7 separate regions of the Homo sapiens genome follow, and regions 1, 2, 3, 4, 5 and 7 are each linked to region 6. Evidence: read pairs that join two places in POLR2A ChIA-PET (ENCODE). Cell type or tissue: CD4-positive, alpha-beta T cell. All regions are shown on one strand.

Evidence for each region. Peaks named below come from ENCODE experiments on the same cell type or tissue, not always from the same donor. Only the 100,000 strongest peaks of a DNase experiment are listed, where the experiment ranks them.
Region 1: POLR2A ChIA-PET joins it to region 6 with 18 read pairs; 9 of 35 experiments call an interaction of 5 or more read pairs at or near these places.
Region 2: POLR2A ChIA-PET joins it to region 6 with 10 read pairs; 6 of 35 experiments call an interaction of 5 or more read pairs at or near these places.
Region 3: POLR2A ChIA-PET joins it to region 6 with 11 read pairs; 5 of 35 experiments call an interaction of 5 or more read pairs at or near these places.
Region 4: POLR2A ChIA-PET joins it to region 6 with 18 read pairs; 7 of 35 experiments call an interaction of 5 or more read pairs at or near these places.
Region 5: POLR2A ChIA-PET joins it to region 6 with 26 read pairs; 6 of 35 experiments call an interaction of 5 or more read pairs at or near these places.
Region 7: POLR2A ChIA-PET joins it to region 6 with 18 read pairs; 5 of 35 experiments call an interaction of 5 or more read pairs at or near these places.

Annotation. Positions count from the first base shown.
Region 1 is chr1:25,606,915-25,610,914 of GRCh38, reverse strand. No RefSeq gene overlaps it. Among named protein-coding and RNA genes, the nearest start is that of MAN1C1, 7.9 kb to the left of the region's middle. In CD4-positive, alpha-beta T cell, CTCF peaks have their summits at 1,945 and 2,147 (motif pointing left); a DNase peak (open chromatin) is centred at 2,144; H3K4me3 peaks cover 308 bases.
Region 2 is chr1:25,564,827-25,568,826 of GRCh38, reverse strand. It overlaps LDLRAP1 (low density lipoprotein receptor adaptor protein 1), which reads right to left. Exons shown (of 9, transcript NM_015627.3): 8 at 3,620-3,654; 9 at 1-1,979. The coding sequence ends at 1,835. Among named protein-coding and RNA genes, the nearest start is that of LDLRAP1, 23 kb to the right of the region's middle. RefSeq lists enhancers at 1-587, 588-1,312, 1,313-2,036. In CD4-positive, alpha-beta T cell, CTCF peaks have their summits at 1,823 and 2,029 (motif pointing right); DNase peaks (open chromatin) are centred at 2,066 and 3,316; H3K4me3 peaks cover 2,324 bases; H3K27ac peaks cover 760 bases.
Region 3 is chr1:25,675,379-25,679,378 of GRCh38, reverse strand. All of the region lies in intron 1 of MAN1C1 (mannosidase alpha class 1C member 1), which reads right to left. Among named protein-coding and RNA genes, the nearest start is that of MAN1C1, 61 kb to the right of the region's middle. RefSeq lists an enhancer at 2,936-2,985 and a silencer at 3,066-3,135. In CD4-positive, alpha-beta T cell, no CTCF peak of the experiment used is centred here; DNase peaks (open chromatin) are centred at 1,958, 2,658 and 3,178; H3K4me3 peaks cover 1,714 bases; H3K27ac peaks cover 836 bases.
Region 4 is chr1:25,696,108-25,700,107 of GRCh38, reverse strand. The region is part of intron 2 of MAN1C1 (mannosidase alpha class 1C member 1); the gene reads right to left. Among named protein-coding and RNA genes, the nearest start is that of MAN1C1, 81 kb to the right of the region's middle. RefSeq lists a silencer at 3,876-4,000 and an enhancer at 3,899-4,000. In CD4-positive, alpha-beta T cell, no CTCF peak of the experiment used is centred here; a DNase peak (open chromatin) is centred at 2,127.
Region 5 is chr1:25,641,216-25,645,215 of GRCh38, reverse strand. All of the region lies in intron 1 of MAN1C1 (mannosidase alpha class 1C member 1), which reads right to left. Among named protein-coding and RNA genes, the nearest start is that of MAN1C1, 26 kb to the right of the region's middle. RefSeq lists an enhancer at 2,207-2,256. In CD4-positive, alpha-beta T cell, no CTCF peak of the experiment used is centred here; DNase peaks (open chromatin) are centred at 2,355 and 2,795; H3K4me3 peaks cover 1,202 bases; H3K27ac peaks cover 1,663 bases.
Region 6 is chr1:25,773,067-25,777,066 of GRCh38, reverse strand. The region is part of intron 8 of MAN1C1 (mannosidase alpha class 1C member 1); the gene reads right to left. Among named protein-coding and RNA genes, the nearest start is that of SELENON, 25 kb to the left of the region's middle. RefSeq lists enhancers at 1,698-1,867, 2,038-2,187. In CD4-positive, alpha-beta T cell, no CTCF peak of the experiment used is centred here; DNase peaks (open chromatin) are centred at 1,386 and 2,016; H3K4me3 peaks cover 1,421 bases; H3K27ac peaks cover 1,588 bases.
Region 7 is chr1:25,627,770-25,631,769 of GRCh38, reverse strand. All of the region lies in intron 1 of MAN1C1 (mannosidase alpha class 1C member 1), which reads right to left. Among named protein-coding and RNA genes, the nearest start is that of MAN1C1, 13 kb to the right of the region's middle. In CD4-positive, alpha-beta T cell, no CTCF peak of the experiment used is centred here; a DNase peak (open chromatin) is centred at 2,489; H3K4me3 peaks cover 470 bases.

The DNA.
Region 1 (4,000 bases), 170 kb after region 6:
ACCACACATTTGGCTGGTTGATCTTGGGCAACTTGTCTGACCTCTCTGAGCCTCAATTTCTCCATCTGTCAAAAGGGATTAATAGTGATACTCACCTCAGAAAGATGATGTGAGGATTAGATAAGATCACTGACTGTAAAGAGCTTGAGGCAAATGTTTACTCTTCCTTCGAGTGAGCAGATCTACTCCCAAAGCCAAGTCCTTAGTATGCTGGAGAAGGGAACACAGAGTGGTAAGAATGAGGACCCTGTAGCCACAGTGCCAGATCTAAGCCTGGACTCAGTCACCTACTAGCAGTGACACCTTGGGAAATTGCCCACTTTTTGAAGCCTGAGTTTCCTCATCTGTGAAATGAAGATGATCATAGTACCCACGAAGTAGGGTGGATATGAGGACTTAGGAGCTAATTTTTGTAAATAGCATAGTGTCTGGCACACAGCAGCACTCAATAAATATGAACTAATGTTACAAAAGACAAAAAGAATCAGCACTGCCTCATTTCCTAGTGGCAGGCAAGATAGCAACCCAAACTGCTATATTGTAACTCAACGCTTCCAGAGATGCTAGAATCTCAAATACTCTGTCCATGGCCCTATGAGAACTTTCACTTGTCAGACTGTACACACCGCTTTTCATTTCAGAAGACATGTTCCCTGTTTGGATGATAATAGTGGCTGTTTAGGAAGCCCTGTTGTGCTGAGCACTGCTCAGAGAAGCCCCTCCTCTCCGGGAGTTTCGAGATCATTCAGCCCAATGGTGGAATGTTGCAATTTAAGGATCAGAGCCTGTAAGTAACTTGCAGCTGGAGGCAGAGCAGACGCTGGCTAGCAGTACTTGAGAATCCCAGCTGATGCCGCTTCCACAAGCACAGGAAGGCATCAAGGTTCTTCTTGTTTCCATGGTCCCGGGTTATGTTTACCTCACTGACATTGTGAGGCTAAAATGAAATAATCCATTTTAATGTTTAAGCAGTGTGCCTGGCATATAGTAGGAACTAAATGTTAGCTATTATTATTTACAGTCCTGGCACTTTTTAAAGGGCATGTAAAATAAATATCTTTGATTATCATAAAAATACATTTCTAAAAGCTTACATCAAGCACCATAAAGCCAGAAATAAAACAGTCTCTTTAAAATGCAACCCTGACATAATTTCGTCACCTGGTTACCTTTGCTAATATCAAGGAGTTTTTGTTTGTGTGTGTCTGTTTTTTAAATGTCCATGAGTTGAGGCTCCAGGTTCTATGCAGGGTGTCAAAATATCTGCCCTTCTAGGGTTAGGATGGTAAGAAGGGCTGAAGGCATCAGGCAGGTGTTGCTGGGTGAACACCACCTGGACCATACAATCATGGGAAGTCCCCTTAAAACTTATCCCCTATGCCATTCAAGTTTTTTTCTAGAAGCAGGTCAATAAGCCAGAGTGGCAGAAGGGCATTGTGGTTGTAGCTTTGATTCTCATAAATCCACATTCGAATCCAAGTCTTGCCTCTTCAGGGACACGTAACCTTGGGCAAGTCTCCTCCTCTGAGCATTAGTTTCCTTAGCAGTGATGATAGTACTCAGTATGTTAAATGTTAGTGTTATTAAACGAAGTAAAGAATAGCAAGCTTAAGATTTGAGGTTGATATAGGAAAGAGAAGAAATATTGGGGTTTGAAGAAGAAGTCTCATGGGTTATCTTACTTGTTCCCAAGTCCCACTTCTGCCACTTGATTGGGTGACCTGGGGAGGTCACTCATCTGTCTTAGATCAGTTTCTTCATCTGCAAAGAGGCCCATAATACCTTAAATGAGATGACCCCCGGGCAAGCACTTTGTTAGTAATAAAGCCAAAAAGTCATATTCATTATAGCTGTGATCCCTTTTCAGAAAGAACTGTCAACATTCCACAAATATTTATTGTACCTCACACATGATATAAAAAAAAATTAAACATAACCTAATATTTAAAGTTTTAAATTAAAAATTCTAAACATACTATATTTCTTATTTTATTCCGTTCTACGTTTTAAAAATTATTCTATTCTATGTATTTTAAAGAAATAAAAAAGCTGCACGGAGCTAGTCATTTTGCCCTGTTCGCCAAATAGTTCCAGATCGCTGCCTTTGGGGCACTTGGTGAGATTGCCCCGCCCCCTTGTGGTTGAGTGGAGCCGTGTGACTAGCTGTGGCCAATAAGCTGTGAGCAGAAATGACAACTGTCACTTCGAGTCCCAAGCATTTAATTGAGGGTGCCATATCCTCTAGAGCTGCGACTGTCCCACTAGCAGGGCGACTGACAGTGATGAGATGGCAGCTGCACCCTCCGCCAGGGCCCCGGTGACCAGCAGAGCCTTCTGAGGATCCGCACTGGCTGCACCGGCATGGGGCTTAAATGAGAGATTAATGTGTGTGGTGTAGACTTCTGAGTTTTGGAGCCACTGAATTTTTAACTTTTCAAAAGTTTTTTTTTAAGGTAAAACTAATTTTAATAATATATTTTATTTAATCCCATACATCCAAAAGATTATCATTTCCATTTTTTTTTTTTTTTTTTTTTTTTTTTTTTTGGAGTCAGAGTCTCACTCTCACCCAGGCTGGAGTGCAGTGGTGCGATCTTGGCTCACTGCAGCCTCCGCCTCCCGGGTTCAAGCGATTCTCCTGCCTCAGCCTCCTGAGTAGCTGGGACTACAGGTGCACGCTGCCACGCCCGGCTAATTTTTTGTATTTTAGTAGAGATGGGGTTTCACCATATTGCCCAAGCTGGTCTCAAACTCCTGAGCTCAGACAATCCACCCGCCTCGGCCTCCCAAAGTGCTGGGATTACAGGCGTGTGCCACTGTGTCCAGCCAAATCTTTTTTTTTTTTTTTTTTTGGTAAATCCTTCGTGAGGCCAGGCGCAGTGGCTTATGCCTGTAATCCCAGCACTTTGGGAGGCCCAGGCAGGTAGATCACTTGAGGTCAGGAGCTCGAGACCAGCCTGGCCAACATGGAGAAACCCCATCTCTACTAAAAATACAAAAATTAGCCAGGCCTGGTAGCACAAACCTGTAGTCCCAGCTATGCGGGTGGCTGAGGCAGGAGAATCTCTTGAACCCAGGAGGCGGAAGTTGCAGTGAGCTGAGATCATGCCACTGCACTCCAGCCTGGGCAACAGAGCGAGACTCCATCTCAAAAAAAAAAAAATCCTTCATGAGAAAAGTTATATTCTTTTTTACATACCAAGTCTTACAATCTACAGTGGGTTTTACATTTATAGCCCATCGCAATTCAGGCGAGCCACATTTCCAGTGCACTGCAAGCCCCAGTGGCTTATGGCTGGTTCCTATGGACAGCTGTGCTGTCCAGCAACTTATCATCCCCTAAAACTGAAACTCTGTACTCATTAAACACTAACTCCGCATTCTTCCCATCGCCCAGCCCCTGGTAACCACTATTCTACTTTCTGTTTCTATGAATTTGACTACTTTAAGCACCTCATATAAGTGGAATCATACAGTATTTGTCTTTTTGTGACTGTCTCACTTCACTTAGCGCAGTGTCCTCACAGTTCATCCATTTGGTAGCATGTGACAGAACTTTCTTCCCATTTAAGGCTGAATAATATTCCATCGTGTGTATCTGCCACATTTTCCCTGTCCATTCATCCATCGATGCACACTTGGTTTGCTTCTATGTTTTCGTTATTGTGAATATGCTGCTATGAATATGAGTATGGGTATATAAATGTTGACTCGTTATGATATGTGTGTTGTTGTTGTTAAAATGGAATTGTACCATGCTCACTGCTTAGGCAGTCTGCTTTTTCTAATGTACCAATATGTCAGGAGCATTTCCATGAAATTAAATACTCTTCTACTTAATTGTTCTGAACAGCCAAATAGTACTTCTTATGTGGCTCTATGATTATTTATTTACCCAATCTGCTACCGTTAGACATTTAGGTCATTTCTAATTGTTAATTACATTTGACAAATAGTTTCTCCTTCTCATAATGCCTCATCTCTAACACAGCAGACAGTA
Region 2 (4,000 bases), 210 kb after region 6:
AAGCACAGCAAGACTTGTCTGCAGACACACAGGAGGCACACGGACAGCCCGTCAACCAGAGATGGAGACGAAGGCCAGCGTGGCTCTCACAGGGCAGCGCTTCTCAGAACCCCTGGCCCCCCTCGTGCCAAGGCTGGCCTGTGTCAGGCCTCGCCCACGCCGCCTTATGACAAATAGAGGCCGGTGCCAAGGAGGTGGCTACAGAGCAGGGGCAAGGAAGTTATCCTCATGTTCTGATAATGACCCTGCAAATCCCACCCCACCCTCAGGCACCTCCGTCTAAGGTGTCCGGTTACTCCAGGTAAGGAGGTTCCCAGGAGGGCCGTGTTTTCCCTAGGGCTGATGAAACTTGCTCCGACAAGCCAGGCCACTGGGAGGCACCTCAGGATGGAAAAGATGCTGGAGGCTTTGCTGGCTTTCAGGATGCCGGGAGCCCCACGGGGGCAAAAGGGGAGGAAGGAAAGCGATTCTAAAGACAGATTGCTGCTGGTCTGTCCCGACCCAGGGTCACAGTGTCAGCAAAGAGAACAGCATGATTCTGACAGGGTTGGATTTTGTTTCACCCTCGGAATGAGCAGACTTCAAACACTTGCATTTTCACGGAAATCAACAAGAGAGACAGCTAGCAGGACACGAGGCTCCTGCCAGTTCTGTGTGGAAAGGCACCAGATGGTTTGTTATGAAACACATTTTGGTCAGAAAATAGCTGGGGTTTTTTGGTTCCTGGGAGGACAACAAAGCTAGAAGAAAAGGAGGTGTGAGTTGCGTGAGGAGGAGGCAGAGAAGAAAGCAGCTTTGGCATCAGACCTGGGTTCTACTCTTCACTCTACCCCTCCACGCTTGAGGCCTGTTTCCTCATCTGTAAAGTGGTCATAGAATATTTCCAAATAAATCTAGGTGTCAGGTTTCACACATCATCCCAGGAAGTATGGGGAGGCGGGGCGCAGACACTCAAACGGACACACAGAAACCAGAGGAAGAGCACAGCCTTGCGTGGAGGGGAGAAGGCAGGCAGGGGCCCGACGGAGGGCGGTCACAGAGATGATCCCCGTGTCAGTCCCTGGGAGCAGGGAGCAGCCAGTTACACTGGTTCCAAGCACAGGTGGAGACCATCCACGGGGACCTTGGGCCCCTTCTCCTGGAGGAAGGGCAGAAGGAAAGCTGGACTCAATGCAGCACCATGGAGGAGCCCTCAGGGTCACACCTGCTGTTAATGCTTTAAAGTGCCAAGCTGTATCGTCTTTGGTCAGGAGCTGCCCCTTAGTCTCTAAGAGCCTGGGGTCCAGGGCTCAAACCCCCGCCTGCTGGGCCCTGAGGAAGCAGAGCAGGAGGACACATTCCCCTTCTGCGGCTGTGGGTGCTCTCCTGTGCTGGGGGGTGGGGGGAAAAATCACTGAAATCCAACAGCTTTCAGGAAGCAGGATGCCCCCAGGGAAATTTGGGTCCTTAGAAAGAGAGAAGGGACTAGAAATGCTTTGGTCACAGTCCTGATACCCACAGCCAGGGCAGAGCTTGCTCCAGGAGAGCAAGCGGGAGCCGATTACAGCACTGCACATGTCACGCAGCAGGAGACGTGCCTGACGCAGACTGGCTTCTGAGCATAAGCCAGAAGTCACTGAATAAATATTCAAGGCATCTTTTGGTTCTCAGAGAAAGAGCAGGGCTTAAAAGAAAAATCTCTCCCCTGCCTGACTGGCTGCAGCTCTGATCTTCAGGCTGACAATGCTGAGGGCTGGGAGAGGTGGCAGGCGGGCCCCAGAACTGGCTCCCCCGCAGCAGGTGGCTTTGGTCCATCACGTGTCAGGGCCGCTTGTGTCCGGCTGGCCCCGGGCCCTCAGAAGCTGAAGAGGTCATCCTGCTCTGTGCCGCTGCTGTCAGGCTTGTCCCAGTCGACAGGCGAGAGGCACTGGGCGTAATGCATGTCCTGGGCTGTCAGGCCAGTGTCCAGGACCTGAGGGTTTGTCCGAGACTGGGCAAGCCTGGAAGGCAGAGCTGTGTGAGCCGAGAGCCTGGGTGAGGGCTGGCGCGCCCCAGGGTCAGACGCGAGGGGGCACCAGTGGGGAACAGCAGGGCACATGGCCCAAGAAGGAAGCCCCCGGTGCAGGGGAGGTGGAGTAACCTCAGATCAAAGCACCTCCCCTTGAGAGTCAAACAGCTCAGAAAAGTCAGGGGCAGCCAGCGGTGCACCCACCCCCGGGAGAGGCCAGAGCACCCACTCTGTGCCCCAGCTCAGTCAGGACATGCCCAGGAAAGAGGAGAAGGGGCTGGTAAAGGGAGCAGCGGGGGTGGGGGTGGGGTGGGGAACAAGCTGTGGGAGGGAACACGGAAGATTCTTTGGCTATAACTGTGTCAACACCGTGCTGTTCGAAAAATAAATTTACAAAGGGAGACAACCTACATGTCCAAAAGAATAGGGGAGAGTCAAGTAAATTATAGCAGCTTCCCTTAAGAGAATGTTAGGCAGTCAATGGAAGAGGTGTTTACGAGGAGCTTTTAACAGCCTGGAGCAATGCTTCTGACACATCGCTGTTAAGTGAAAAATCAGGATCCCAAAATGCAAATACGATGAGCTGATCAATGCAAAATAATGTATATGTATAGGATTAGCATGAATTAAGCCCAAAACTCTGGGCTGTGGGATTACAGGATGGTGTTACTTTCTGTTTAATGCTTTGCTGATTTTCAAAATTGTTAATAAAGGGCACATGATGCTCAAAATAATGTGGAGAAAGCAAACAAAAGATTTTCTTCAGAGGGCAGGTGTCGTCAGCCAGTGAGGCAGGGAAGGTGTCACTGTCGCCCTCGCCCCAGGCTGGACCAAGGGGTTTCCACTAGTCCCTGGCAAGAAGGAGGCAAGGAAGAGGAAGGAGGAGGCAGGAGGGCAAAGACCCTGACTCTGTCCCCACCCGCTGGACCAAAAATCGCTGACTCCAACCCCAAACAAAGCCCCTGATGTGGGAGGGCTGTAGGAGGCTGCTGAGGGTCTCAAGTGAGAAAGGGAGGCCTGACAGACGGGGACCCAGGGCTCGGAACCCTGACCTGCCCAGGCCTCTCCTCAGCCACAGCCTTCTCAGTGGCATGTCCCCAAGCTGCAGGGGGCCACAAGGATGGCCCCTGGGAAAACGGGGAAATGCCACCAAAGGCTATACCAAAACACCTCCTCACTGTGCCTGACCTTCCCTGCTATGGAACGCTTCACGAGCTTCATTAAACACTTTCTCCCTTCCCCTGTTCATAAACACAGACCTGTGGAGGGAGCAAAGCCTGTAAAAAAAAAAAAAAGCCCATTTTTGAAGGCCACGCCTCCTCAAGTCGGAGGAAATCAACTTGAGCTGCAGTGTGTTTCGCTCACCTCAGACTGCGGCAGAGCAGCCACCAGGAATAGTTTTTGACTCAACAGTAAGAACTTTCTAACAGCTCTGGACAACGCTGGAAGGGGTTTCCTCCCCAGTGAGCTCCCTGCCCCTGGAAGCATTTGAGTGGAGGGATGGGACTGTTGCTCTGGAGGGGGTCTGAGTGGCTTGTGTTCTTAATCAGGGGAAAGGTCCCCAGGAGAAAGGGCAGCAGGGCCAGCCCACGCACACCAGGCCCCCTACCCAGCACAGGAAGCTAGCATTACCTCGAAAACGCTTCATCCAGGCCATCATCCAGCTCCTTGGGGAAAACAAAGCAGGAGATAAGAACTATGTTTGGGGGAGCCCATGCTCACAGCTGGGGCTTGTCCCAGCCCTGGGTAAGCTACAGGGACTCAGGACACAAGCTCAGGGTGGGCGCCTGGAGGCACGGCCTCAGGCAGGCCTCCTGCCTGGGTGCATCGCCAGCATCTCAGCCCAAGGACCCAAAGCTGGAGACGTGGGAGAGGAGAAAGGCCATGTCCCAGGGTGTCTGGAGACCCAGGTGGGTTCAGTGCCCTGGTCCATGCTACCTGCCCGTGAGACCTTGGGCAAGTCACTGCTCCACGTTGAAACTCAGCTTTTCCTTCAATAAGAGGAGGGCATTG
Region 3 (4,000 bases), 98 kb after region 6:
CAAGCCTGTTCCCCACGCTGGTCAGAGAAGGAAGAAGTCTGGTGAACAAATTAGGAACTAGCTATTTTGGTTTCTCCTTTTATAATTATATTAGCATGCTCAAAGGAGGTGCCTGTTTTCTTCCTACTCCAAAAAAATTAAAAGGCTCCTTTGGTGGTTCTGAGAATTTTCTACAAGTCTCAGCTCAATTCAGGCTTCAGCCCTCATGCCCGCTTCTCCCACTTCTGGGTCACTCCCTTCTCTTGAACTCAGCTCTGTGCCCCTTCCTTCTCTCTTCTGCATAAATCCTTTCAGGTAATTTTAAAAACAAGGTTCACCTCTCTCTCTCTTGTCTCATCTCTCTCTCTCGTCTTGTTTCTCTCTCTCTCTCTCGTCTCCTCTCTCTCTCTTCTTGTCTCTGTCTCTCTACCTTTTAATGTATCAAAGGCACACAAGCTCGCTGAAGAAAAGCAGAAAAAGAGAAGGAAAACAACTGCCCATTATTTAACAACCACCATTCCCATTTTGGCGTCTTTCTCTGCAGGTACCTTTGTTTTTCCCTCTCATATTGTACCTTTGTTTCTTCCCATAATTATGACATATTCCAATTTTATTACAAAGGCTTTGTAAACATCACTTTTAATAGCTATATAATAGCTTAGAAAGTGGGTTCATCATCATTTACTTCACCTCCTTCCCATATAATTAGACATTTTGGTGATTTCTAGTTTGGGGCTATTGTAAATAATGCCATAGTGAACATCTCTGTGCACATAACATTTTGAATAATTTCCTTAGACCAGAGTTTCTAAGAAGTTGCTAAGAAAAAACTTTTAAAGTTATTAATATGTAACGCCCTTTTAAGAGATTACAGCCAGACAGCATGTTTTGCCCACCACTGTGCAAAACTTGGTGAACAGGAAACTGTTTAACGATTTTGAGACAATACGGTAAAGTAGTTCACTTGGGGAGATAAAACTAACAAAATGAACAATCATCACTTATATTTGTGCAGCTCTTTGCATATTTTATCTCATTTGATTTGGCCAGTTCAGTGGGCTGGACAAGACAGATATTTGTTCCATTTGGAAATAATTATGCAAGGGCTAAAGTAGGAGATGTAAAGTAGTAAATAGGTATTAAAAATTGTGTTTACAAATGTTTCATGATAGGCAAAAATGCTCAGTATATATTATTAGGTGGAAAGGCAGAACACAAAATTACATAGTATGAAATTCACTGGCCTATGTATGAGTGTTTACAAAAAAGACTGAAAGAAAATATACCAAATTCTTAACAGCGGTTATGTCTGATAGAAGTTTAGTGATTTCTATCTTTTTCTTCTTATTGACCTATATTTTCTGAATTTTCTACAGTGAATATCTAGAAAGGTTTTGTGATGTGAAAAATACAGGTTGTTAAAATGAAAAACAAAAAGAAGACATCGTATGGTGCTACCCTTAAGTCAAAAGCAAGTGCCTGGGTGGTCAGCCATGGGGTAGGTCGGACCAAGTTAGGTTTTGATTAAAAAAAAAAAAAAAAAAAAAAAAAAAGGAGGTCTTTACAGCAGGGAGTCAGAGAGAAGGTCACCCAGCAAGAGAAACAACATCAAACAGAAGCACAGATCCAGAACTCCAGAGTCAAAGAGAATTTTAAGACCAGAAACATCATCTATTCTCAAAGCCACATTTTATAAGAATATAGACTCAGAAAGGGAAGGGACTTGCCTCGGCCAGGACACAGACACTAATAGCACAGAGATAACCATGTCTCTAAGAAACATGGGCCAGGGCAGTGCAGTAGCTGACTGGGGAAAGGGCCAGAGCTACAGCAAGAGATACTCAGGACAGGTGCAAGAACATGACAGTCGGAACCAATCAACATGAGAACTATGCACCAAAAGAAACTGTACCCCTGTCCCCACTAGGTTCTAGAAACGCGCAACAGGCAGTCATTGTGTGTGTGTACGTGTGTGTGTGTGTGTGTGTCCCTGCTAGAGATAGAGGGTGGCTCTAGATGGTCTCTGGAAGCCCCTCCCTTCCTGTAGCCTGTGATTTATAGATTCAAAGAGCACCTAACAATAGACCACAAAGCCTTCCCTTCACTCAAGTCTTGCAAAGGTGGAAAACAAAGCTCCAATGATAGAGAGATACAGGCAGAGCCATCGGAGCTGAATCCCAAGAAATCTCTTCAGTTCTTCCTCAAACAAAAGATGTTCTTGTCTACCTGAACAAATCAAAATGACACGGAATTTTTTAGTGCAAAATATTTACTAGTGTGAGGCAGAACATTATTATTTGGTTTAAGATTTTCTTTCTACCTGTCTCAGAGCTCAAGAGTTCTCTCCTGCAGAAAAGAGACTAGAATCGATCACCCAGGCACAGATGCCCACTCAGCTGAGGACCCCAGAACAATGAGATCAAGAGAGAAAGGATGCATTAGAGGAGGGGAGGACACGTGGGTGCCAGCAGACCACTCCCAGAGTGGAAAACTCCAAAGTTTGTGTTGGACAGTTCTCTGGGGGTACAACTTGGAAGGAAGGGGGTGAGCATTGAATATTGAGACATTCTCCCCCACTTTAAAAAATCACACACATACACACAAGGCTGGCTCTGGCAGTGACCCAGAACCACAGTTGCTACATTCAAAGCTGCCAAGGAAGGAAATGGATTTTCCCAGTCATTAAAGACAAGTGCTCACACCATGACGTGCAGCCTTACTGGCGTCTCCCAGCAGTGACACCTGGCCCCATTTGCAGGGGCCAAGTGGGAAGGGATTTGGTCTCTAACGATCCTGGGATCTAATGACTATGTAGACAGAGAGCTTAGAACATTGGGTTGATTTTTTTCTCCTCTTCCACTTTCAGCACAGTCCAAGGGAAGAGCTGACAGCTTGGCACCTAAAAACTATCCACGTTGGATTTTCTGATCCAGTTCCATTTATTGGGGCAACACAACATGACCTGGTTGGTGACCCCAGTGAGGCTCCTGCAAATACACAGCCCAGGTCTATCGCTCAGAAGCTGGGCACGGGTGGGGTTTGGTTGCCCGGGGAGGTGAAGCGGGGGAGTAGAAGGGGAGATGCTGCCTCCAACCCTCTCAGTTTCGGGTTTACTCAAGCTATTGAAAGGCCAATGTGGGAAATGAGCATATGATACAACTCCCACCCACCTGAGGTCCAGACAGCTCACCCACATCCTGCCCATGGGGTTTCAGGTTTGAGCAGTCTCAGGAATCGCATCCTGTCTGCAGCTGTTTCTAAGGCATCAGGGTCGAGAGTGTGGGCCATACAGGCAGAGAAACTCTCGCTGCTCAAAGTGCTCCAGGGACCAGGAGTAGGGCCACCCAGGGGGCACGTCAGAAACAGAGTACCTCAGTTCCACTCTCCCACCTGCTGAATCTGTAGCAGCAGTTTAACAAGAGCCCCAGGTGATTCAAACGCACATTGAAGCTTGAGAGGCTGCTCTAGGGCTCTGCCACCTTACTGGCTGTGTGGCCTTGAGTGAGTGACTTAACCCCTGTAAGTCTCAGTTTCCTCATCTGTAAAAGGACAGAAATACTTAATCCTTAGAATAACCCTAAGAGTAAATAACAGATGTAAAGTGTTGAGCACAATGGCTCGTATATAATATGTGCTCAATAAAAAGCAGCCATGGCATGGATGTGGTGAAAAGTGAACACTTTTACACTGCTGGTGGGAATATAAGTTAGTACAACCACTATGGAAAACAGTATGGAGATTCCTTAAAGAACTAAAAGTAGAACTATCATTTGATCCAGCAATCCCACACTGGGTAACCACCTCCCCCCCCCCCCGCAAAATAAGTCATTATATGAAAAAGACACTTGCATACACATTTATAGCAGCACAATTTGCAATTGCAAAGATACGAAACCAACCCAAGTGCCCATCGACCAATGAGTGGATAAAGAAAATGTGGCATATATACACCATGGAATACTACTCAGCCATAGAAAGGAATGAAATAATGTCCTTTGCAGCAACTTAGAAGGAGCTGAAG
Region 4 (4,000 bases), 77 kb after region 6:
CAACTGCCTTTCAGACTTTGATGAAAAGAAAAACAAACTTGAGTATTAGCACCAAATTGTGCTGACAACATACTTCCGGGGCTCTTTGTCTTCCTCCGGGCTCTCTTTTCAGAATTTTTCAACAATTCCTATTGATCCCTGCATAGTTCTCATGCTGACCGTTTATGCTTGGGAGAACAGCTGTCTGTGGAGCTTGGAAACAGATCTGCCTGCCTCAGAGGCCCCGAGTGGCAGCGGGAAGTGAAGCCCTGGCTCCCACCTTCCAGAGAGGTGGCCATGGCTCAGTCTCCACTGGCTGTGGGGCCGGCATGGGGCCACTGTGACCCATGAAGCACCTCTGTCTCCAGGGCTGACCCTGCTGTCTGCCTGGCTGCACCAGGCTGTCATCAGCCAGGATGAAACACACCCAGTAGTGGCCCAATCACCTGCTATTTTAGGACCTAGAAGTAACTCAAGAGACCATATGCCAGACGCCCACGCTCTGTGATGGGGATCAGGCCTCATCTGGGTGGCAGAGTCGACTGACGGCTGAAAAGCAATTAGAAGGCAGGTATCCTGGCTCTTGGGACCTAGAGTGGGGAGGAAATACCAGGAGCTGCATTTATGACCCCATTTATATGCCAGCACCACTCACAGATGGTCTCTTACCATGGCCCCCACCCAGTACAGCCACACTGAACATCTTTTAGACCCCAAGGGGCCGAGGTCTTGCCACATCTCCCATCTAGGACTTTGCCCATGTGTTTCTGTGCCATAATCCCTCTCTCATGCTTCTTCTTCTTCTTCTTTTTTTTTTTTTTTTAATTTAAGATGGAGTTTCGCTCTTGTTGCCCAGGCTGGAGTGCAATGGCGCAATCTCAGCTCACCGCAATCTCGACCTCTCCGGTTCAAGCGATTCTCCTGCCTCAGCCTCCTGAGTAGCTGAGATTACAGGCATGTACCACCAAGCTCAACTAACTTTGTATTAGAGATGGGGTTTCTCCATGTTGGTCAGGCTGGTCTCGAACTCCTAACCTCAGGTGATCTGCCTGCCTTGGCCTCCCAAAGTGCTGGGATTATAGGCGTGAGGCACTGCGCCCAGCCTTTCATGCTTCTTCATTCATGCTTCCAGTCTCAGTATGGAGGTCAGCCTTCCCAAGAAGCTTTTTTTTTTTTTTTCCAAGACAGAGTCTTGCTCTGTCTCCCAGGCTGGAGTGCAGTGGCGCGATCTCCACTCACTGCAACTTCCGCCTCCAGGGTTCAAGCAATTCTCCTGCCTAGCCTCCCAAGTAGCTGGGGTTACAGATGCATGCCACCATGCCCAGCTAATTTTGTATTTTTAGTAGAGACGGGGTTTTACCATGCTGGCCAGGCTGGTCTCAAACTCCTGACCTTGTGATCTGCCTGTCTCCACCTCCCAAAGTGCTGGGATTACAGGCATGAACCACTGCACCCGGCCCCAGTAAGCTTTTTTGAAGCTCACCCCTCCAAGAATGAGTTGAGGAGCCCTTGGTGTAAGCCTGTACCTCACAGCACTCGCACGGACGGTCTTCACTGGAAGTATGATTCATGCGTCTGTCTCCTCACTGGCCGGGGAGGGTCACAGAGCGTCTGTCTTGCTCCCTGCTACTTGTCTTATGCCTAAACAGTCTGTAGCGCATGGCAGGCACTGAACAACCACCCGCATGAAGGAACGGTCTCATGAGATCCCAACACCAATCCTGTAAGAGGGCATTATCATCCCCATTCTACAGGACAGAAAACTGAGGCTAAGAAAGGAAACGTGATCCCTGCCCAGTGAGTTAGTGGTGGGGCCAGGGTTTGAAGAACCCAAGCCTCCTGACTCCTAGGTCAACACTTTCTCCATTAATACCCCTATCCTGGTACCAAACTGGAGAAGCTCTACTTCAATAGAACCTTAAGCCTGTCACACCAGAGCTGCAGTGGAATGGGAAACAGAGGCCACCCCATGGCACCAGGGAGTGTGAAGAGAAGAGGATGAAGGAAGACTTCACTGATTGCTCCTGCTGCTGCAAGAAGCACTTGAGGCAGCTGGTGTGGGAGCCCCAAATCACCCGTAAGTGAAGGCAGGAAGAGCAGGGACCATCTCTAGACCAGCGCTTAGCAGGCAGTGCAGGGGAGCTCTGGGCCAGGAAGCTGGGGCTTTGAACATTGTGGGGTTTGATGATGAGAGAGGCAGCATTCAGCAGGAGGCGAAAGTTAAACATACTGACAATAGCAAGCACTGGCAAGGATAATGGGGCAACTAGAATTCTCACACACAGCTGGCAGAACTACGAATTGGTTAACTACTTTGGAAATCTGGCAGCCTCCAACTAAAACTTAACATACCAATACAGTATGACCCAGCAATTCAAATCCTAGGTGTATTCCAACATAAACGACTCCTCATTTCCACCAAAAAACATGCACTGAAGTGTTCGTAACTCTTAAACACCCCTGGTGGGAATTTAAAATGGTGCAGCCGCTATAGAACAGTCTGGCAGTTCCTCAAAAAGTTACATGTAGAGCTACCAAAAGAGCCAGCAATTCCATGCCTAGGCATGTACCCAAGAGAAATGGAAACCTATGTCTACACAAAAGCTTATACATGAATGTTCGTATCAGCATTATTCATAACAGCAAACAAACGTAGAAACAATCCAAACGTCTATCAGCTGCTGAATGGACAAATAAAATGTGGGATATCCATACAAAGGAATATTCCTAGGCAATTCCAAATAACACTAGGAATGAAGTACTGATAATACATGCTACAATGTGGATGAACCTTGAAACCTTATGCTTAGTGAAAGAAGTCAGTAACAAAAGACCAGATACAGTATGATAGCATTTATATGAAGTGTTCAGAACAGGCAAATCTATACAGAGACAGAAAGTAGATTAGTGGTTGCCTAGGGCTGGGGAAGGGGGGAAAGAGGATGAGAAATGAGGAGTAACTGCCATTGAGTACAGGTTTCTTTCTGATATGATACAACCAAATCCTGAAAATAAAAATGTCCAGGAACAGAACGGAAAGAAAAACAGGAAAAACAAACTAGTGTTCATGATACAATAACAAGGAAAAAAGCACGCCATAAAAGAGTACATGCAGTATAATACAGAATTTTAAAGCAGACAAAACTAATCTATGGTGATAGAAGTCAGAATAGTGGCCACTCAGTCAGGCATGGTGGCTCACGCCTGTAATCCCAACACTGTGGGAGGCTGAGGCAGGAGGACCCCTTGAGGCCAGGAGTTTGAGACCAGCCTGGGTAACATAGCAAGACCTCATCTCTACAAAAAATTTAAAAAATTAGCCAGGCGTGGTGTCCCGTGCTTGTAGTCCTAGCTACCCAGAGGCTGAGGTGGGAGGATTGTTTGAGCCCAGGAGTTAGAGGCTGCAGTGAGCTATGGTCACACCACTGCACTCCAGTCTGGACAACAGAGCTAGACCCTGTCTATATTTAAAAAAAGAAGGAAAAGAAAAGTAAAAAAAGAACAGCAGCTACCCTTGGGGAGCTACAGACTAGGAGGGACCTGAGAGAACCTTTTAGGGTGATGGAAATGCTTTTAATCTTGACCTGCATGGCAGTTACACAGAGGTAACTATATGTAAAATCCATTAGACTGTGCACTTAAGATTTGTGCAATTTAATGTAGACATGTTATAAGTTATACCCCAATTTTTAAAAAGTAATTTTAAAACAAAAAAAAAATAGAGGCTCAAGTTAGAAGACCAGGGTTCGATCCTGGCTGTCTGACCTCAGGTAGTCCCGGCCCTCTCAGGACCTGCCTCCCGGTCCTCAGACACTGGACCACAGGCTACAAAGGATCCAAGTGGCCTGGTAGTCTGAGATTCTGGGAATGCACATACCTATTTGTCACAGGGTTTGCTGGGAAACTTGGCAAGTGCTGCCATCAATGCGGTGAGAAGAAAAGGAGGCTCTTGCTGTAGGCTCAGCCTTGTTTCTAAGGAAGGAAAGGTCTTCGCAAAGTGGGCGGAACACGCTGCCACCAG
Region 5 (4,000 bases), 130 kb after region 6:
AGAAAGAGGCTTTCCAATCCTTGATGCCAGCAAGGGAACAAAGCCCAGGAGCCTGCAGCCAGTGAAGACGCCCTCAGCACACCAGGCGAGGGGAGAGGACAAGGGGAAACTGCAGGAAAGCCCCCCAGTGGCTGAGGCATGCTCACCAGGGTCAGCAGGCAGTCAGGTTTGGCAGAATCAGCTAGTAAAGGGAAAAGCAGGCTGGATGTGGCACTTGGTCTTTCTGCTACCTGACTCAACCTTCTCCCCCAACCTCTGGTTGTTCTTTAAAACACTGGTGTTCCCAAAGGCTCTGAGCCCTCTCCCTTTCCATCCAGGTTTTCCTCAAATGGCTCTGTGCTCAAGCCTTCAAGCCCTGACTCGCTAAACTAGGACCTCTAAATCTACATCTCTCGGCCGGGCGTGGTGGCGCATGCCTGTAATCCCAGCACTTTGGGAGGCTGAGGCAGGAGGATCGCTTTGAGCCCAAGAGTTCAAAACCAGGCTGGGTCACATGGCAAAACCCCATCTCCACAAAAACGCAAAACAATTAGCTGGGTGTTGGTGGCACGCTCCTGTAGTACCAGAGAGGCTGAGGCTGGAGAATTGCTTGAACCCGGGAGACGGACGCTACAGTGAGCCCAGATCGCACCACTGTACTCCAGCCTGGGTGACAGGGTGAGACCTTGTCTCAAAAAAAAAAAAAAAAAAAAAAAAATATATATATATATATATATATGTCTCTGGTACCATTACCCCAATCAGTCCTAAGCCCATATTTCCAACAACCCATTAGATGTGTCCACCTAGATTTCACAAGCATCTCATTTTTATCACGCCTAGCATTAAACTCCTCTCCCCCTTCCAAGATGTCTCACAGTCTCCCACTTCTTTATGTCACCTTGTGTCCCAGGTAGAAGCCTTGACCTTTCCAAGCTGCACCTATATCCACATGCACAACACCTCCCACGACTCAGTACACGGAGCTTTCTGCTAGTTTGCAAACCCACTACCCCCAGGATTGCCCACATTCTCCTGAAATGCCATTCTTTCCCCCACGCCCATGGCTCACGTCATCTTCAGGTGACTCCGCAGCCCTTTGCTCACACCTTTATCTAGCATCTCCATGGTGTTACCATGGTGCACCCGTAAGACCTTTCCATCCTCAGCATGTCAGGCATTGCCTGGCACACAGTAAGAACAAAGTAAGGCCCTGAAAAAGCTGAAGTGGAACAAAACAGTTAAGCAGCACTTAATATTCCTCTCACTGCGTATCAGTTCAACTACATTATTTCATGAAGTCTGGTTTGGACCTGTTTGACAACTAGATTTCCAACATGAATCAGTTCTGCAAATTCTAGCAGCCACATGAAGGCAATTTTTAGGACAATAATGTTAGGGGGTAGAAAACAGCAGATAAAAGGAGGTAGGGCTGGGCACGGTGGCTTATGCCTGTAATCCCAGCACTCTGAGAGGCAGAGGCGGGTGGATCACTTGAGCTCAGGAGTTCGAGACCAGCCTGGCCAACATGGAGAAACCCCGTATCTACTAAAAATACAAAAAAATTAGCTGGGTGGGGTGGCGGGTGTCTGTAATCCCAGCTACTCGGGAAGCTGAGGCAAATAATAATAATAATAATAATAATAATAAATATATATATATAAAAGGCCAGGCGTGGTGGGTCAGGCCTGTAATCCCAACACTTGGGGAGGCCGAGACAGGTGGATTATCTGAGATCAGGAGTTCGTGACCAGCCTGGCCAACACAGTGAAATCCCATCTCTACTAAAAATACAAAAAAAAAAAAAAAAAAAAATTAGCCAGGCGTGGTGGCGGGTGCCTGTAGTCCCAGCTACTCAGGAGGCTGAGGCTGGAGAATCGCTTAAAACCAGGAGGCAGAGGTTGCAGTGAGCAGAGATCGTGCTATTGAACTCCAGCCTGGGTGACAAGAATGAAACTCTGTTTCAAAGGTAAGTAAATAAATTAATTAATTAATTAATTAATTAAAAGGGAGGTAGGACTAAGGACTGCAGCCAGACAAAATAAGAGGATAGAGGGAGAGGATGGAGAACTAGAAGGTCCCTCCCCAACCCCGTCCCTCTGCAATCTAAGAAATGGCGTCCACCTGGGAGAATGGGCAGAAATGGACCCATGCAGAAATGTCTCAGCGTCTAATTAAACATCTTAGACTCTGCTGCGCATGAGAAGGGAACCTACGTCCCCCACAGAACCCTGACAAATGAGTCATTTCCAATCAATCTATCACCATAGCATCTGGGTACCTCAGGAAGATGAAAATAAGACCAATACATAAATGAAAACCAATATACAAACAATCATCTCCCCACACAGGCCTCCAGGAAACCACAGCTACAACCATCTGCCAAGCTCCATCCTCGTCACTGCTTCCTGCAGCCAGCGGCCTCGGAGCAAGCTTGGTTTCATATACGATTTAACAGAGGGAAATATATTCTCTGAAGTCTGACTCTCTATGAATGCTCTTAGGCTAAATGTCCACCCCTTGAAGCTGGAATGAAATAAGTCTGGGACAAATAGGATGTGTTTTCTATGCTGTATTAGCCAAAGAATTTGCTAGAAATAGTTGGGGCAGATTGAAGAACGATTGCAAGTTGGCAAAGGTTGAGAATTCACAGGTTTCTTGCATAGAAACAGAGCTCTCCAAGGGACCATCATTAAGCCCTGGGGAGGATTCTCACACTAATCTACAGCATATTCTCACTTTCTGCTGCTCTGCCAGAGGTGGCCTGGATAGATTTGATCTGATCAACCCAGGTCAGCAATTCTCAGGTGAAGTCACGTCTAGCACCTGGCATGGCTGAGATGAAACAGCAGAGCACGGCTGCAGAGTCGGAACCACCTGGGACTGGGTTAGGCTCTTTCACTTCTTCAGTATCTCCTATTTCCTGAGCATCAATCAGTTACTGGATTTTACAGATGACCACCGGCTTTGTTGCCCTCAGGATCTCTGTAAGGCCCTCAGGATCTCTGTAAGGGCAAGGCTGCTTAGCTAATGAGAATAGCAGAGGCAGCCACAGGAGGGAGGGCGATGGCCTGTGGGGAAATCGACTTCGGGACAAGCAAATATTTTCATTTCAGCTGTTTATGTCCTGGCTACTTCCTCAAAAAAGATTTAGGTGGGACAGGCAAATATTGATGCAGCCAAGTAATATTTCCCTACATCCATGCATCTGTATGTGGTTAGAAGTGATTCCAGTACATGCCAAGATTACACAATAAAATTCCTTAAAGCCAGAGACTCGTCTTTGTCTTTCCTTCAGCTCTTGCAACTGAGACTCAATAGATGGTAGGTGTTTTCAATATTTCTCTTAAAGTTTTAATAAATTCATGGCTTATCCGTATCATGTAAACAGTGTCTGCTCTTAACTCTGGAAAACTCAGTTTTGACTCTTGTCTCCAGCTTTTTTCTCACTCAATTTCGGTGCAGGTCTTAATAAATACAGAAAATTTCCAACCTCTTCCATAAGTGGGTCAAAGGGAACTACAGCCAGAAAAGAGATAAGTCGAGGCTAAGACAAAATTGCCATAGGTTCATTCTAAAGATTTTTCAATCCCTGTGCTCAGGCTACACCCAAGACCAATTAAATTTGCATCTGTGATTTAATTGGAGGAACTCAGGCATCAGTATTTACTAAAATGCCCCAGATAATTCCGGACTGCAATAAAGGGTAGATACCCTGGTCTAAAGATTCACAAGACCGGTTCTTTTACATGCCTATCCAGGCTATGACAGTTTCTACGCTCTTCCATTCCAAAGTGAAAACTCTTCCTCTAAGTTATCACCCACTAGCCTTCAAATGATGTCACAGAAAGAACATCACCCTTGGAGTGGGGAGGGGAGGTTTAAGTCTAGGCATCACAATTTAAACTGGTGGGACCTGGGGTTGGTCACATCCCTTTTCAGGGTCTTCAGCCTCTCAGCCATAAAACAGGATGACAGCCCATGCTCTGTATGCCGCAAGGCTGTTGGCTGGATCAGCTAA
Region 6 (4,000 bases):
GGGTGGACCTGATTCTATGGACATGGCTCTGGGGCACAGACTCATCAGGTTCAAATTTCATCTCCACCAGTTCCACGCTGTGTGACACTGGGCAGGTTGTATGTTCTCTCTGTGCCTCAGTTTCCTAACGTGTAAACTGGGGATAAGAGCATTAACTGCCTCATAGGGTTGTGAGAATTAAATGAGATATGCCTGCAGGACTTGGCCTATTTCCCAGCACAGAGCGAGTCCCCACTAATTACTGACCCCTATGATTCCACTCTAGTCTGTCTCCTGCCCCTCCCTCCTCACACCCTACCTCACCTACACTGGCCTTTTTTCACTCAGGTACCCTCCTGGCTTACAATATCTCGGCAGCCATGTAATATTTCCTTGGTGTCAGCGCTGTGCTAGGTACTGGGGCTACAGGTGTGCTGGAGAGGAGCCTGGACTCTGCCTCAGGGAGCTCACCCATTAGTGCAGAGAATTCCCAACAAAACCAAATATATATGAGAGGTGCAATTCGTTTTGTTTTGAGACACAGTCTTACTCTGTCACCCAGGCTGAAGTGCAGTGGCATGATCTTGGCTCACTGCAACCTCCGCCTCCCAAGTTTAAACCATTCTCGTGCCTCAGCCTCCCAAGTAGCTGGGTAATTATAGGCGTGTGCCACCACCCCCGGCTAATTTTTGTATTTTTAGTAGAGATGGGGTTTCACCATGTTGGCCAGGCTGGTCTTGAACTCCTGACCTCAGGGGATCCACCCACCTCGGCCTCCCAAAATGTTGGGATTACAGGCGTGAGCCACCACAACTGGCTGAGAGGTACAATTTGTGATCAGCATTTTGAATAAAACAAAGTGAGAGGATGAGATTAAAAAATGCAGGGGTATGCGGGGAGGGGCTGGACGCAGTGGCTCACGCCTGTAATCCCAGCACTTTGGGAGGCTGAGGCAGATGGATCATTTGAGCCCAGTAGTTTGAAACCAGCCTGGGCAACATGGCAAAAACCCATCTCTACTAAAAATATAAGAATTAGCCAGGCACGGTAGTGCATACCTGTAGTCCCAGCTACTTGGGAGGCTGAGGTGGGAGAATCACTTGAATCCAGGAGGCAGAAGTTGCGGTGAGCCAAGATTGCACCACTGCACTCCACTCTGGGCAATAGAGTGAGACTCTGTCATAAAAAAACAAACAAACAAAAAACCCAAGAAAACAAAACAAAACAAAAAAAACTGGGGTGGGGGCAGTGCTGTACTTTGCAGAGGGAGGTCAGGGAAAATCTCTCTGCAAAGGTGACATTCTTGAAAGCTGCATTTTTCTTCCTGCTTCGGGGCTTAGCTGGTGCTGCGCCTCCTTCCTGCATGCTCCAGCCCTGACTCTGCTAACCCCACCTCCTCCAGAATGTCACTTCCTTGGAGAGAATGCCCCAATTTAAACCAGCACTGCCACTGCCATTACCTATGGGCCCCTGTCACCCTTCTACATGGTGCCATTCCTACTTGGCATCTGTTTCTGTTGTATATCTGTCTCTCTCTCAGACTCTGAGTGCCGTGTGACAGCAGAAGCCACCAGCAGCAGCCTCCAGCCAGTGCCCGACACACAGAAGATGCTCAAGGAACACTCGCTCACTCCTGGGTCTGTTTTTTCCTTTTTTCTCTCCTGTCAGGGCCCAGGGCTGGTGGGCTGGCTGCAGGACCCACACTGAGTGGCAGATGGAAAAGCGCTGACAATGTGACATGCCAGGGCACCTGCTCCACATGGGGGAGTGCTGAGGACACCTGCAGAGCAGCCGGGCTGCAGGCAGGGGTCTGCTCTGGGCCCGGCCTGGCTCCCGGGCAGAGCCATGTCCCTGGCAGCTGCTCGGCGTCACTAAGCCTGCGGTGCAGGGGAGGAGTGTCAGGGCTCAGAAACCTGGGTCCGAGTCACCAGTTGTCAACACTTTGGAGAGAACACAGACATCTGAGGGAGACCTCAGGATGCTGCGCACCAGACCTGGCACCTGCACCTTCCAGACCGCCTCCCACACATTATTTCCACTGGGGGTTGGCCCCAAGCTAAGTAATTGCAGTCAAGAGGAAATTATAAACCACTGCCTCTTTGAAGACACAACTGAGACACGCAGATGCAAAGATAAAAAACAAGGCTTTCTAAAACAAAACACAAGACAGTGCAGGCTGGCAGACGACTGGTAAAAGGTTTAAATCACAGCAAGCAGCGGTGCAAGGAGCTAAGTGGGGCACAAGACCAGGGTTTTTTTTTTTTAATGTATTAACAAAAATATTTGTGCTGTTCCTTGTGGAGCAGGGCTAACCCATAGGCAGTGAGCCCAGCGTGGCGAGAGGCCTGGGTTTGAATCTCAGCTCTGCGATTTAGGAGCTAGATGACCTTGGGCAAGTTATTTCACTTTAATGAAGACTCACTTTGCTCATCTATAAAATGGGAGTAATGATTCCTGGGTTGGTTGTGAGGATTAAAGGAGAGGATATTCGAAGCCTGGCTCAGTGCCTGGCGCTGGCTGTTCCTTCCTTTGCCGCCTGCAGGAGCCCCATCTGAGCACTCGCGGGAGGGGTTTCAGGCAAGCCAGGCCCCTCTGTGATTTGGCTGCTGGTAAGTAGAGGCCAGCCCAATGGATCTGGAGTCAGACCCGTGTTTGTGTCCTGGCTCTGACACTTGTTGCTATATGGACCTTGGGCCTTTCTGACCCTCAGTTTCGTCATCTGTAAGATGGGGGCTAAATAAGATGAGGTACTTAGAGCACTAGCTCAGAGGAGGCCAAAGTGACCAAAGCTCTTCCTGTTCTTCTTCTTTGTCTCCTGCCGTGACACTCAGGGGTGTGCCCAGTCCGATCTGTCTGACCCTCCCCGGTCCATCCCAGCTGGACACTGGTCTAACCTGGTGGTTTTCTGACCCCAGGTGCACAACAGAATTGTGGAAGGAACTTTTTAAAAATCTCAGATTGGGATTTATTGGCCTGGGGTGAGGCTAGACATGGGATTTTTAAAGCTCTCCAGGTGATCCTAAGGTGCAGGCAGGGGTGAAGGTCTTTGGTGGGTGGTTCCCAACCCTGACTATACACGAAATCCCAAGGAGGTTTATGTGTGGCCCGGGCCCAGTGCCCAGAGGTTCTGAGTCAGGGGTGCAGTCTGAACATCAGGACTTTGCAGCTCCCTAGGTGATTTTAACATGGCAACAAGGTTGAGAACCACCAGAAAATTCTTCAAAACCCCAAACTTGCCAGAGGCCCAGCCTTCACCCAGGGTCAAAGATGCTCCAGGCTCTTCACTGGGAAGATCAAATGCAGAGAGCAAAGCCTCTTCTATTCAAAGTTCTCTCCTACAAAATCAAGTGCTCTGAGTTTCCTTAAATAATTCATGGCCATTTCTTCCCTTGATGGCTCAACTACTGTGTGCCCTGAGGGCAGGGAGCCTGGCTGCTCATTAACTTTATGTTTACTCTGCAAGGGAAGGCAGAAAGGGCCTCTGGGCAGCACACTCCGGCCACCACCAGCTGCACACTAATTCTCTGACCGGGGCTCTGGTCTGAGCTCAGCCAAAGACAGGAGTGAACAAGACTGGGACCCAGACTGAGATGGGACTGCAGTCCCAGAAGCTGCTTCATGACTGAGGTCTTGTGCCAGGGAGCTGAGCAGGGAAAAATCATTACTGAGCCTACAGTTTAAAGGGTCCATGGCTCTAGCAGTCCGTTTCAATGTGTGTCTTTTAAGCACCACCATTCCTGGCCAGATTCCTGTGATCAGAGGGTAGTCACAGACCATCTATCCATCCATCCAACTGCCCACACCCACCCACCCATCTATCTACTCACCCATCCATCCTTCCCTCCATCCATCCTTCCCTCCATTCATCCTTTCAGCATTCATGCACCCATGCATTCATTCATTCACAAAACAGTTACCATGGGCCTGCTATGTGCCAGGCACTGTTTTAGGAGCAGACAAGATCTCTGATCCCAGATAACTGATATTCTATTTGGGGAAGATAGAGAATGAGCAAGTAAAC
Region 7 (4,000 bases), 150 kb after region 6:
ATCATTCTACGAAGCCAGTATCACTTTCATAACAAAACCAGGAAAGGACATAACAAAAATAAGGAAAACTACAGACCAATGTCCCTGATGAATACAGATGCAAAAATCCTCAGCAAAATACAAGCTAACAAAATCCAACAGCACATCAAAAATGTAATACACCATGATCAAGTGGGTTTCATAGCAGGGATGCAGGGATGGTCTAACATATACAAGTCAATAAATGTCATATATCACATAAACAGAATTAAAAACAAAAACCATACGATCATCTCAATAGTTGCAGAAAAAGCATTCAATAAGATCCAGCATCCTTTTATGATAAAAAAAACTCTCAACAAACCAGGCATAGAAAGGACTTATCTCAAAATAATAAAAGCCATATATGACAAACCCATAACCAACATCATACCGAATGGGGAAAAGTTTAAGGCATTCCCTTCTAAGAACTGGAACAAGACAAGGATGCCGACTTTCACTACTTCTATTAAACATAGCACTGGGCTGGGTGCGGTGGCTCATGCCTGTAATCCTAGCACTTTGGGAGGCTGAGGCGGGTGGACTGCCTAAGCTCAGGAGTTTGAGACCAGCCTGGGCAACATGGCAAAACCCCGTCTCTTCTAAAAATACAAAAAAAATTAACCAGGCGTGGTGGTACATGCCTGTAATCCCAGCTGCTCAGGAGGCTGAGGCACAAGAATCACTTAAATGCGGGAGGCGGGGGTTTCAGTGAGCCAAGATCGTGCCACTGGACTCCAGCCTGGGCGACAGAGCGAGACTCTGTCTCAAAAACAAAAACAAACAAACAAACAAACAAACAAAAACATAGTACTGGAAGTCCTAGCCAGAGCAATCTGGCAAGAGAAAGGAATAAAGGACATCCAAATTGGGAAAGAGGAAGTCAGACTATCACTGTTCACAGATGATATGACTGTATACCTAGAAAATCCTAAAGATTCCTCCAAAAGACTCTTAGATTTGATAAATAAATTCATTAAAGTCTCAGGTTACAAAATCAGTATATACAAATCAGTAGCACTGCTATACACCAACAACAACCAAGCTAAGAATCAAGTCAATAACTCAATCCCTTTTACAACAGCTGCAAAAATAAAATAAAATAAAAAACTTAGGAATATACTTAACTAAGGAGGTGAAATTTCTCTACAAGGAGAACAACAAGACACTGCTGGAAGAAATCACAGATAACACAAACAAATGGAAACACATCCCATGCTCATGGATTAGAAGAATCAGTATTGTGAAAATGACCATACTGCCCAAAGCAATCTACAGATTCAATGCAATCCCAAACAAAATAACAACATCATTGTTCACAGAATTAGAAAAAATAATCCTAAAATTAATATGAAATTTTTAAAAAGAGCCTGAATGGCCAAAGCAAACCTAAGCAAAAACAACAAATCTAGAGGTATCACATTACCAGACTTCAAATTGTACCACAAGGCTATAGTTACCAAAACAGAATGGTACTGATATAAAAGTAGGCACATAGACCCATGGAAAAGAATAGAGAACCCATAGATAAAGCCAAATATTTACAACCAACGGATCTTTGATGAAGCATATAAAAATATTTATTTTTTAAATAGGGTAAAGGGCACCCTATTTAATAAATGGTGCTGGGAAAACTGGCTAGCCACACATAGAGGAATGAAACTGGATCCCTATCTCTCATCTTATACAAAAAAAACTCAGGATGAGTCAACGACTTAAATCTAAGACCTGAAACCATAAGAATTCTAAAGATAACATCAGAAAAACTCTTCTGGACATTGGCCTAGGCAAAGACTTCATGACTAAGACCCCAAAAGCGAATGCAATAAAAACAAAAATAGATCAATAAATGGGATCTCGTTAAACTAAAAAGTTTCTGCACAGCAAAAGTAATAATCATCAGAGTAAAAAGACAATGCACATAATGGGAGAAAATATTTGCATACTATATATCCAACAAAGAACTAGTGTCTAAAAACCACAAGAAACTCAAATCAGAAAAAAAAAAAATCAATTAAAAAGTGGGCAAATGGCTGGGTGCAGTGGCTCACACCTGTAATCCCAGCACTTTGGGAGGCCGAGGTGGGCAGATCACCTGAGGTAGGGAGTTCGAGACCAGCCTGACCAATATGGTGAAACCCTGTCTCTACTAAAAATACAAGAAATCAGCCAGGCATGGTGACACATGCCTGTGATCCCGAGGTAGGAGAATCACTTGAACCTGGGAGGCGGAGGCTGCAGTGAGCCAAGATCGCACCACTGCACTCCAGCCTGAGTGACGGAGGGAGACCCTGTCTCAAAATAAATTAATTAATTAAGTAGGCAAATGACATGAATAGACATTTCTCAAAAAAGATACACAAATGGCCAAGAAACATATGAAAAATGCTCTACATCACTAATCATCAGGGAAATGCAAATTAAAACCACAATGCAAATTAAAACCACAACCTTACTCCTGCAAGAATGACATTACTAAAAAGTCAAAAAACAATAGACATTGGCATTGATGTGGTGAAAAGGGAACACTCATACACTGCTGGTAGGAATGTAAATTAGTACAGCCTCTATGGAAAACAGTATGGAGATTCCTTTAAGAACTATAAGTAGATCTACCATTCGATCCTGCAGTCCCACTACTGGGTATCTACTCAAAGAAAAAGAAGCCATTACATGAAAAAGACACATGTACACGCATGTTTACTGCAGCACAATTCACAATTGCAAAGATATGGGACCAACCTAAGTGTCCATTGGCCAACGAGTGGATAAAGAAAATGTGGTATATATATGCCATGGAATACTACGGAGCTGTGAAAAGGAATGAAATAACATCTTTTGCAGCAACTTGGATGTAGCAGGAGGCCATTATTCTAAGTGAAGTAACTCAGGAATGGAAAACCAAATATTATATGTTCTCACTTATAAATGGGAGCTAAGTTATGACTATACAAAGGCATATAAAGTGATATAACGGACTTTGGAGACTCAGAAGGGGGAGGGATTAAAAAAATCCTATATACTGAGTACAATCTATACTACTTGGATTAAGGGGGCACTAAAATCTCAGAATTCACCACTATATAATTCATCCATGTAACCAAAGACCACTTGCACTCCAAAAGCTATTAAAATTTTTAAAATGGCTGGGTGTGGTGGCTCACACCTATAATCCCAGCACTTTGGGAGGCAGGGGCAGATGGATCACCTGAGGTCAGGAGTTCGAGAGCAGCCTGACCAACATGGTGAAATCCCGTCTCTATTAAAAATACAAAAATTAGCCAGGCATGGTGACATGCACCTGTAATCTCAGCTACTCGGGAGACTGAGGCAGGAGAATTGCTTGAACCCGGGAGGCGGAGTTTGCAGTGAGCTGAGATCACGCCATTGAACTCCAGCCTGGGCAACAAGAGCGAAACTCCTTCTCAAAAATAAAAATAAAAATAAATGAAATTTTAAAAATATTTAAAAATAAAAATAAAGAATATCATTTACAATATTTAAAAAGTAAAATAGAGATAGTTAATAAAATACATTAAAGCTCTCTTGAACATAAACACTATTCAAAACACTGTTGAGAGAAATTAAAGAAAATCTAAATAAATAGAGACAGATACCACATTCATAGAATGAAAGACCCAATACTGTTAAGATAACAATTTGATCTATGGATTCAAGTCAAACTCAGTCAAAATCTCAGTTTTTTAGACAGTGCCTCACTCTGTCACCCAGGCTGGAGTACAGTGTTGCAATCATGGCTCACTGCAGACTCAACCTCCTGGCTCAAGTGATCCTCCCACCTCTCAGCTTTTCCAGTAGCAGGAACCATAGGTGTGCACCATCATCATGCCTGGATAATTTTTGTATTTTTTTTTTTTTTTTTTAGAGATTGGGTTTTGCCATGTTGCCCAGGCTGGTCTGGAACTCCTGGGCTCAATCGATTCACCCATCTTGGCCTCCCAAAATGCTGGGATTGTAGGTG